Regions from separate parts of the Homo sapiens genome. Here region 1 is linked to region 2. Evidence: chromatin contacts called from ENCODE Hi-C or POLR2A ChIA-PET data. All regions are on one chromosome and are shown on one strand. Each heading gives the region's core, a stretch centred on a gene start or an enhancer-like site at or near the end of the contact. The rest is flanking DNA. Distances are from core to core; before and after follow the strand shown.

Region 1 (5,053 bases), core at 473-2,972, 1.3 Mb before region 2:
CGTGTGCCTGGAAAAGACGGAGACACTCAACGCCAACCTGTGAAAGCAGCCAGGAGCGGGGCTATACCCTGCAAAGCCACAGGGGCAGAGCTGCCCAAGGCCGTGGAAGCCCACCTCTTGCAACAGTGTGACCTGGATGTGAGACACGGAGTCAAAGGAGATAACTATGGAACTTGAAAGTTTTATGACTGGCCTATTGGATTTCAGACTTGCATGGGGCCTGCAGCCCCTTTGTTTTGGCCAATTTCTCCCATTTCAAACGGGTGTATTTATCCAATGCCTGTACCCCCATTGTATCTAGGAACTAACTAACTTCTTTTGATTTTACAGGCTGATAGGTGAAAGAGACTAGATTTTGTCTCAGATGAGATTTTGGACATAGACTTTTGAGTTAATGCTGAAATGAGTTAAGACTTTGGGGAACTGTTGGGAAGGCATAATTGTGTTTTGAAATATGAGAAAGATGAGATTTGGGAGGGGCCAGGGGCAGAATGATATGGCACGGCTCTGTGTCCCCGCACAAATCTCATCTTGAATTGTAATCTTAATTGTAATCCCCACGTGTTGGTGGAGGGACCTCACTGGAGGTGATTAGATCATGGGAGCGGTTCCCCCATGCTGTTCTCCTGATAGTGAGTCCTCAGAAGATCTGATGGTTTTATACCGGCTTTTCTCCTCTTTACTCTGCACTTCTGTCTCCTGCCACCATGTGAAGAAGGACATGTTTGCTTTCCTTTCCACCATCATTTTAAGTTTCCTGAGGCCTCCCCAGCCATGCAGAACTGTGAGTCAATTAAACCTCTTTCCTTTATAAACTACGCAGTCTCAGGTATTTTTTCATAGCAGCATGAACAAACTAATATCAGTACCATGTTCAGGCTTTATTTAAATATCTTTGTATTGTTTGTTCTGTCATATGGAACACATGTCACTTGTGATCAGAAAACTCTGCAATTAAATTAGTTTAGGTGTAAAAATCAGAGTGACATTAGCATGGTGAGACTATCAGTAATGTTTTTACACATTGTTAAATTATTGATTTAAAAGCAATTTTTAAAATAAGTCCAAAGATGTTTAAAATTTAAACACATCTTTTAAAAAACTGAACAAAACCAAAGCACACTTCTGCTTTGATCTCCTGACCTCTGGAAAGTAAGGTTTAACTTAACTGGGCAAAGCCCTCTCACACACAGCCAAGCAACATGGGCCTGATCACTTCCCAGCTTGCTCAATTTTTCTGATATGGCAGGAAAACAACAGGTGCTTAATAAGTGCTGGTGGGCCCATTAGTGGGAGTATAAACTGCTGCAGTAACCTGACAATTAACTATCAAATTTCAAAATGCACATACTGTCAACCTAGCAATTTCCTGTGGGAAAATTTATTCTGCTGAATCATTTACATATATTTGCATACATGTGCCTTCAGTGCAGCACTGCTTATCACAGCAAGAAACCAGGAACTGGGAATGACCTTGATAGACACCAAGAGGGGAATGGGTGAATACATGGCTCAGCCATTTAACAGGCAAATGCGTGGCTTGTTTAAAAAAAAAAAAAAAAAAAAGTTGATTTGATTGGCTTTTACTTTCAATTTGCATGGGCTTAAAATGGCAAGAAAATCAACACTGGTTAAGTGAAGAGAACAAGAGACAAAACAGTATTTAAAATACCCAACTAGGGAGGGAAAAAATGAATATGTAAACATATACACACAAACGAACACGTTCTTGCACATACATTTGCATATACTTGAAACTTTTCTCGAAAAACACCCAAGAAACTATCATCAACAACCATCATCAATAACGGCTACTTCTGGGAACAAAGGGCAGGGTGGGAACATACTAAAACTTTTATTTTTCCCTTTATATTCTTCTAGAATATTCACCTTAAAGTATTAGCATCATCAACAAAGTTGCAGTACAAGATCTTCCTCCTGCAATCAGCCAGATCAATTCAACAACATCTTGTTTTAAAACAAGAGTTTTCTAGCAACCTATAGAAAGTCCTCTTAACCACAGGAAAAAAGTACCTCATCATCTTACGAACAAGCCTTTGGCGGAGAATCAAAGGCAACTGGGGAGTGGGGAAACCCAAGTTGGTCTTGATCACAAACGTTTCAGTTAAGGTTCTGAGAAAGAGAAGAGACTCATAAAACAAAATAAACTGAATTTTTAAGACCTGAGATTCAGCAGGGCGTAGTGCCTCATGCCTGTAATCCCAGCACATGGAAGGGCCAAGGTGGGTGGATTGCTTGAGCCCAGGAGTTCGAGACCAGCCTGAGCAGCATAGCAAGACCCCCATCTATTTTAAAAAAAAAAAAAAAAAAAAAAAACCTGCGTTTCATTCAAACATAAACAGATCAGAAGGTTCTTGCTTCTGCCAGGGACCATGCATTGTTCTACTTCCTTGCTGAGCTGGTAAGCGCCTTCCCTGGAAATTCCAGGACCACAAGCCATTGTGTTAGTGCTTTATGCATTTTGCCGAATGCTCCAGGCTAGATTTTTATGAGATGGGCTCTGCAGTTCCTTTGAGTTAAACTCCTCAATACTTTAACCACACCATGATCTTCCTCAAGGCCTATGCACATTCTCTTCCCACTCTGGGACTCCCTTCCCCCACATCCTTGCATGGCCAGCTTTGCCACTGAGCTCTGGGGTCAAACCTCACCGCCTCCGAAAGGCCTTCTGTGGACATCCCTCCGTAGTAGTTTGCACCTCACCCAGTTTTTCCCGGTTCAAGTCTTTGCAGCACTTGCCAGCATCTGAAATCATTTCCGTCACCCTCAGTGTAAACCCCATGAGAACATGGGCCTGGTCTGTCCTGTTCACTGTTGTATCCTCAGTGCCTAGAGCAGCAGCAGCACATAGTAGCTGCTCAATTAATAATGACTGAATAAATGAATGAATGAAAAGCAGTGTGGGAAGAACAATACAATGAACCCAGGGGTATCAAAGACCACACGAGGCTGGGCGTGGTGGCTCACACCTGTAATCCCAGCACTCTGGGAGACTGCTTGAGCTCAAGAGTTCAAGACCAAACTGGGCAACATAGTGAAACCCCATCTCTACAAAAAAAAATACAAAAATTAGCCGGGTGTGCTGGTGCATGCCTGTAGTCCCAGCTACTTGGGAGGGTGAGTTGGGAGGGTCACTTGGCCTGGGAGGTCGAGACTGCAGTGCAGTGGTACAATCAGCTAGGGCGACAGAACAAGACTCCATCCATCAATCAGTCAAACACCACACAAATTTCTTGTACTGGGAAGACTTAGACATCACACATATTCTCCAAACAAGTATTACCTAGGAGGCCAGTAAAAGGTACACTGAGGTTCCTCAGAGAGAAAACTCACAGAGAGGAAGATAAAAGCTCCATAAAAATCTCAATTACTACTTGAGGGTTACAGGATGCTAGCCTAGAGCCTCCCTCCCTAGACAGGTTTCTCAGAGAGAAAACTCACAGAGAGGAAGAGAAAACCTCCATAAAAATCTCAATTCCTGAGGGTTACAGGATGCTAGCCTAGGGGCACCCTCCCTGGTCATTAACACCCACTTTCCAGAACCTGGCAACCTCCCCAGGAGATGAATCCCACAGTTAAACTAAGGGGACACTTAAGTGGAATCTCAACTTTGTAATCGTCCACTTCTCCTGGGGCACTTTAAAATGAAGGAGTAGAGCTTCAAAGCTGATCTCTCAAGAAAGCCATTTTCGGCTGGGCATGGTGGCTCACGCCTGTAATCCCAGCACTTTGGGAGGCCGAGGCAGGAGGATCGCTTGAGCCCAGGAGTTTGAGACAAGCCTGGGCAACATGGTGAGACCCTGACTCTACAAAAAATACAAAAATTAGCCGGGTATGGTGGTGTGCACCTCTGGTCCCAGCTACCTGGGAGGCTAAGGTGGGAAGATAGCTTCAGCCCAGGAGGTCGAGGCTGCAGTGAGCTATGATTGTGCCACTGCACTCCAGCCTGGGTGACAGAGGGAGACCCTGTCTCAAAAGAAAAAAGAAAGAAAAAGAAAAAGAAAGCCATTTTTGTTTTCCCAGGGGAGAATGAACTGTCACAACTCCAACTGGGAAAATGGAAAAAGGTAAAAAGACACAGCCCTCAGTAAAAAAGAAACTGCCGCAAGTTTCTTCTCTAGCTAATTGGAGTTTAACCTCCTTAACGTCTCATTAAGCTTCTCCAAGGCAACCCCAGTAAGCCAATTACACTAGAATTTCGACAGCCCACAACCTCCTAGGGAAATGCAGGATGAGGAGGAAGGTCTTGCTCCATGTTTCTCCCCCATATTCCTCCACACCAGTGGCTGTGTGATTTCACACCCCAGGGAACATATGGAAACATCTAGAGGCATTTTCGGTTGTCACAACAAGAGGAGGTGCTACCAGCATCTACTAGGGGGTAGAGGCCAGGTTTGGGGCTAAGACTACGCTGCACAGAACAGCAACCAGGCCACAAAGAATGATGTGGCCTACATGTCAACGGGGCCGACACTGAGCAACTGTGCTCCATGTCCCCACCCGCAAAATACAGCTTCCTCAAAGGCCCCGTTCAACCATTCAGCCTCTAAGAGGTAAGTGCAGGTCCCCAGCACCACTCCACCCACAGGGATGCTGCCCTATCCCAGTTTTCTTGCTAAGCGGGGGGAAGCTTGCCTCAGGATGTCTGGCCATTAATTAATTTTGGCAAAATGTTTGGGCAAGTTTTCACGAGCTAGAGTTGTACTGACCACACTAAGAGCTGATCATCAAAGCTAGGCCTTACTTCGCCATGAAAATCTGAAGCCAACATACCAATCAGATGCTAACTTCAAGGTTGGCCTGCAAAGCAGGAGATGCCAACTCAGATACCAACAGGTGCCAAAGTGGGTTCCATCCATGCAAGAAGCAGACCAGGTGTGAGGAAGCACAATTTTAAAAAGGCAACAGGCCAGGCACGGTGGCTCATGCCTGTAATCCCAGCACTTTGGGAGGCTGAGGAACTCAAGTGATCCACTTGAGTTCAGGAATTCAAGACCAGCCTGGCCAATATGGAGAAACCCCATCTCTACTA
Region 2 (4,790 bases), core at 2,056-4,555:
TTTCACTTTCTCCCTTCTGCGCTTCGGTCACCCTACTTTAAAGAATGGGCACAATCGCTCCGCCTTAGGCCAGGAACGTGCCTCGACAATTAGACCGTAAACTCAGCGTGGCGACTATCAGAAGCCTCATCAATTCTGGTCCGGCTGTTGCAGGGTGTGGCAAGCGCTCCTGGCGGGCAGGCGCCCCGTGGTTCCCCTCCAAGGTGTTTGGAAGCGACCCCTCCTCCTTCCCGCCCTAGGGAGCCCCAGGAGGGAGTGGCTCTGACCCTGACCCCCGAAAGGACGCAGGCGAGGCCCAGCGACCGGCTGTGCGGACGTGGGGCTCTCGGGAAGGGATAGCGCAGTTGGCCAAGCTGGGGTCCGAACCCCGCGGCCAGGAGTGGGGATGCTCAGGACTCGGGCCTGCGTGAGGAGAGGCCCCGCGCGCCTCCTACGACCCGGCTGGGGAGGCTCCGCAGAAGGGATTCCCGCTCCGTCTTCCACATCACTCCCCGATATCAAGCCCGAGTCGCCCCCTCAGCACCCCCCAGCCGTGTCGCGGCTTACCATTCCACTCGTCCCGGGCCAACCGGGCCATTATTCTCAGCACAGACCCCGCGGGAGCAGAGGAAGAGGGAGAGGCTTCGCTACCGGAAGTAACAAGACAGAGTGGGGGAAGCGTGCCCCGGCCCCGTGACCATAGAGGAGAGGCCGCTCTCCTTTCACAACCCCCCTCAACCCCGCGACCTCCCCGCTGCCTAGAGCGGCCACTCCCAGCCGGAGGAAGTGGGCGCATGCGTAATACCGCCGGTCCCGCCCCTTCCTCTTCACCCAGAGACCGAGTACCCGGGCTCGGCAGTCACAGCCCAAGGGGTGACGGGTGTGTGTCAGTTTCCGCTCCTCCTGGGCGGCTGTTCTTGTATCCGGAGGATACAAGCTTTGCCTAGAAATTAAAATATTACAAGGCCGCACCGTACTCTCTACAGTTATTTTTTGCCTTCACATTTTATGTAGAAAATCACAGGACTATACGTTCAATTTACGGTGTTAAGAATCGGAATTAAATGACTTTTATTTCTATTAAAATATTTTTTTTTTCGTAGAGATGGGGTCTCGCTGCGTTTTCCAGGCTGATCTTGAACATATGGCGTCAAGGGATCCTCCTGCCTCAGCCTTACAAAGTGCTGCGATTACAGGCGTGAGCCACCTCGTACAGCTTGAAATGGTTTTCTTATCACCACGTTTCGCCCCTTCCCAGCGTCTAGGTCACAGCGTCTAGAACTTATGCTGATTATTTGGTTTTGTTTTGTTGTTGTTGTTTGTTTTTGAGACAGAGTCTCACTCTCACCCGCCAGGCTGGCGTACAGTGGCACGATCTTGGCTCACTGCAACCTCCGCCTCCCGGGTTCAAGCGATTATCCCACCTCAGCCTCGTGAATAGTTGGGACTACGGGCGTGCACAACCACGCCTGGCTCATTTTAAAATTTCATTTTATTTTTATGGAGACAGGGTCTCGCTCTTTTCCCCAGGCTGGTCTGGAACTCCTGGGTTCAGGCGATTCTCCTGCCTCAGCCCCCGAAAACGCTGGGATTACAGGTGTGAGTCATGGCGCCAGGCCCCCATTAAACAGTTATTTATACAGATTTATTAATACGCTGCTTCCCAGTTCACATTCATTAGCACCACTGAGCCTCAATACAATCCCAGGAAATTGAGGTTTAGGAAGGTTTAATGCATTCCAGAACTAATAAGTGGCTGAGATAGATTTTGAAAATAGGTCTTCTAATCAACTTTCCTTTTGTTCGTTTGTTTGTTTTGGAGACGGAGTCTCGCTCTGTCGCCCAGGTTGGAGTGCAGTGGCACAATCTTGGCTCACTGCAACCTCCGCCTCCCGGGTTCAAGCAGTTCTCCTGCCTCAGCCTCCCGAGTAGCTGGGACTACAGGGGTGCGCCACCACGCCAGGCTAATTCTTTGTATTTTAGTAGAGATGGGGTTTCACCGTGTTGCCCAGGCTGGTCTCGAGCTCCTGGCCTCAAGCAATCCGCCTGCCTCGGCCTCCCAAAGTGCCAGGATCACAGGCGTGAGCCATCGCATCCGGCACTAACCAACTTTTCATAGTTGGCTTTTGTGAAAGACCAACCTGAATGTATTCATTCAACCCATGCTTATTGAGTGTCTACTACGTGTCAGCCCAGTGCTAGGCATTGGAGAACAGCAACCCCAAACCAACATACAATTCCATTAGGGCCGGGCCTCATATGTTGCACTCGACATAGTATTCCCAGAGGCTAATGCAGTAGCTAAGGGTCTCAGCTTTGCTTTCCGTGATCACCTAAGTAACAACCCCTATTATTCTTTTAATTTAATTTAATTTTTTTTTTGAAAACAAGTCTCGTTCTGTCACCCAGGCTGGAGTGCAGTGGCGTGATCTCGGTTCACAGCAACCTCCGCCTCCCAGGTTCAAGAGATTCTCCTGCCTCAGCTTCCCGAATAGCTGGGATTACAGGCGCGCACCACTGCACCCGGCTAATTTTTTGTATTTTTAATAGAGACAGGGTTTCACCATGTTGGCCAGGCTGCTCTTGAACTTCTGACCTCAGGTAATCCGCCCGCTTCTGCCTCCCAAATCGCTAGGATTACAGGCATGAGTCACCAAGCCCAGCCAATTTTTATATTTTTAGTAGAGACAGGGTTTCACTATGTTGGCCAGGCTGGTCTCGAACTCCTGATCTCGTGATCCGCCCGCCTCGGCCTTCCAAAGTGCTGGGATTACAGGCATAAGCCACCGGGTCCGGCCTAATTTTATTTTTTTAAGAGACAGGTCTCACTATGCTGTCCAGGCTGGTCTCGAACTCTTCAGTTCAACGGATCCTCCCGCCTCGGGTTCCCAAAGTGTTAGGCTTACAGGCGTGAGCCACCGCACCCGGATCCCATTATTCTCTATTACATCGCCCCGCTCTTTTTCTTAATAGCGATTTTCATGTGTTACCAAATGGCAAGTTTCACTCCTGCCTGAATTTCCCCTTACCCCAAGTTTAAGCTACAATGGGGCAGGGAGCACGTCTTCCTGTTCATCACTGTATCTCCACCCCTGTAAGAGTGGCTAGCATATCACAGAAACCCAGTCAGTATTTCCTGGTCGACTGGATGTCGAGACATGCACATTTTTTCTACTGAAGTGAAAGCCCGCACAAATTAGGCCACGCCTTGGGGACTTCGATAGCCACGCCCCTCCCCTGTCCCTATAAGGAGGGAAAGGAGCCCAGCCTTGGCCCCGCCCCCGCCGCCGCGCAGGCGCTGACGCAAGCGCAGCAGGCGCGCGCTGTTTCCGGAAGTCGCGGCCGGCGTCACCGCTGCGGCTGCCTCAGCTACTGCCGCAGTCGCCGCGGAATTCGGCGAGTAGAACCGCTGAGGCGGGCGCGGGCCCGGGTGGGGCCAAGGTTCCGGCCACTCTGCAGAATGGAGATAATCAGGAGCAGTGCGTGTCCGCCGTACACCTCCCCGCCTCCCCACACCCGGCTGCCCCTGGCCTGCTAGGCCGAGACCATGGCCGGCGTGTTTGGCTGGGCCTGGGGCTGAGGCAGCCCCTCAGGGCTTTTCCCTCCTTAAGCCGGTGCGCCTCTTGGGGTCTTTTCCGGCTGCGGACCGTGCACCCTAGGAGCCTTGTACTTACTCCTCCAACCCCGGCACCATCCGGGGCCTTGTCCTTCTCCGGGCCGGGCACCCCCCGGGGCTTGTCCCCCCTGACCCATGCACCCCTCGAGGACTTGATTCCCCTCGCCCCGGTGCACACCTCCGGGACTTTTCCCCTTCCGGCTCTCAGCCTCGGGAGCTCCTCGGCCCTCCTTCCCTCTCCCCTTAGCAGGAATTCAGGCCACTGGTTCTGAGCCTCTTTTCGGTTTCTCCGCAGATTTTAAGAGTAATCTTCACAAAGTGTACCAGGCCATAGAGGAGGCCGACTTCTTCGCCATCGATGGGGAGTTTTCAGGTATCCCTCCCTTGCAAGCTCAGGCTAGCACTTTGCAGTGCATAGCCAAGGCTCCTTCAATCCCCCAGCCCCCAACTTCTTATGCTTGGTGGTGGCCTCTTGCTGTTAGTAGCCTTGGGCGGGTTTCACAGGTCTCAGTGTTACCCTTTAAACGTTTCAAAAGCACGAAAGAAATGAAGATACGCCGTAGGTTTGTGATTGGACTCAGGATCTCAGATAGAGATGATGGTTTTGATGCTGCTTAAAACAGTGCGGCGTGTACATTGCAGAGAGCTTGAGGATTAGGGTCAGACTGTTTTTTTTCTTGATTGTAAAATAGGTATAACATGAAATTTGCCATTTTAAGTGGCTTTACAGTTAAGTGGCATTAAGTACATTCACATTGCTGTGCAAACATCACCATCCATCTCTAGGACTTCTTCATCTTCACAGTCTGAAACTCTTTACACATTAAACTCCCCATTTCTCCTTTCGCCCAGCCTTTAGCAACCGCCATTTGTCTCTGAATTTGACTGCCCTTAACATCTCATATAAGTGGAATCTTACAATATTTGCCCTTTTGTGACCGGCTAGGGTCAGGTTTTTGCAGATAAATGAGATATTTCTTTATGCATTAGTGGACGTGTTCATTGCCTGCCTCAACAGGTGTGTATACAGGAAATACTTCACTGACACTTAAAGTTGCAAATTTTTTTTCCCCTTTTTTAGGGGGAGCAAAGACTAGTTTTTAAATTGCTGATGTCAATATGAACGGTTCACTCCCTTTGATATGGATATCCATTTTTGCTGTCTGATTTTCCATGTTTGAATCATGAAGGAATC

The links. Hi-C counts contacts between places; a loop is a spot of excess contacts on that map. ChIA-PET counts read pairs that join two places held with the same protein, here RNA polymerase II (POLR2A). Pooled maps may share reads with other maps.
Region 1: a loop to region 2 is called in a map of naive thymus-derived CD4-positive, alpha-beta T cell, with 9 times the contacts of the local background. The contact joins the enhancer-like site here to the promoter of PARN in region 2. A Hi-C loop is called at or near these places in 1 of 168 maps with a recorded cell type or tissue (naive thymus-derived CD4-positive, alpha-beta T cell) and 8 of 50 pooled maps. POLR2A ChIA-PET finds 5 or more read pairs at or near these places in 1 of 52 experiments (T-cell).

The regions. Positions count from the first base shown.
Region 1 is chr16:15,958,285-15,963,337 of GRCh38, reverse strand. The region is part of intron 1 of ABCC1 (ATP binding cassette subfamily C member 1 (ABCC1 blood group)); the gene reads right to left. Among named protein-coding and RNA genes, the nearest start is that of ABCC1, 11 kb to the right of the region's middle. RefSeq lists enhancers at 4,152-4,652, 4,653-5,053. Within about 2 kb of position 1,722, at least 7 of the 41 ENCODE cell types and tissues checked have a DNase peak (open chromatin) inside an H3K27ac peak, as active enhancers do.
Region 2 is chr16:14,628,775-14,633,564 of GRCh38, reverse strand. It overlaps PARN (poly(A)-specific ribonuclease), which reads left to right and starts at 3,305. Exons shown (of 24, transcript NM_002582.4): 1 at 3,305-3,458; 2 at 3,891-3,968. The coding sequence starts at 3,440. It overlaps BFAR (bifunctional apoptosis regulator), which reads right to left and starts at 614. Exons shown (of 8, transcript NM_016561.3): 1 at 547-614. RefSeq lists enhancers at 32-601, 602-1,169, 2,769-3,291, 3,292-3,813, 3,814-4,337.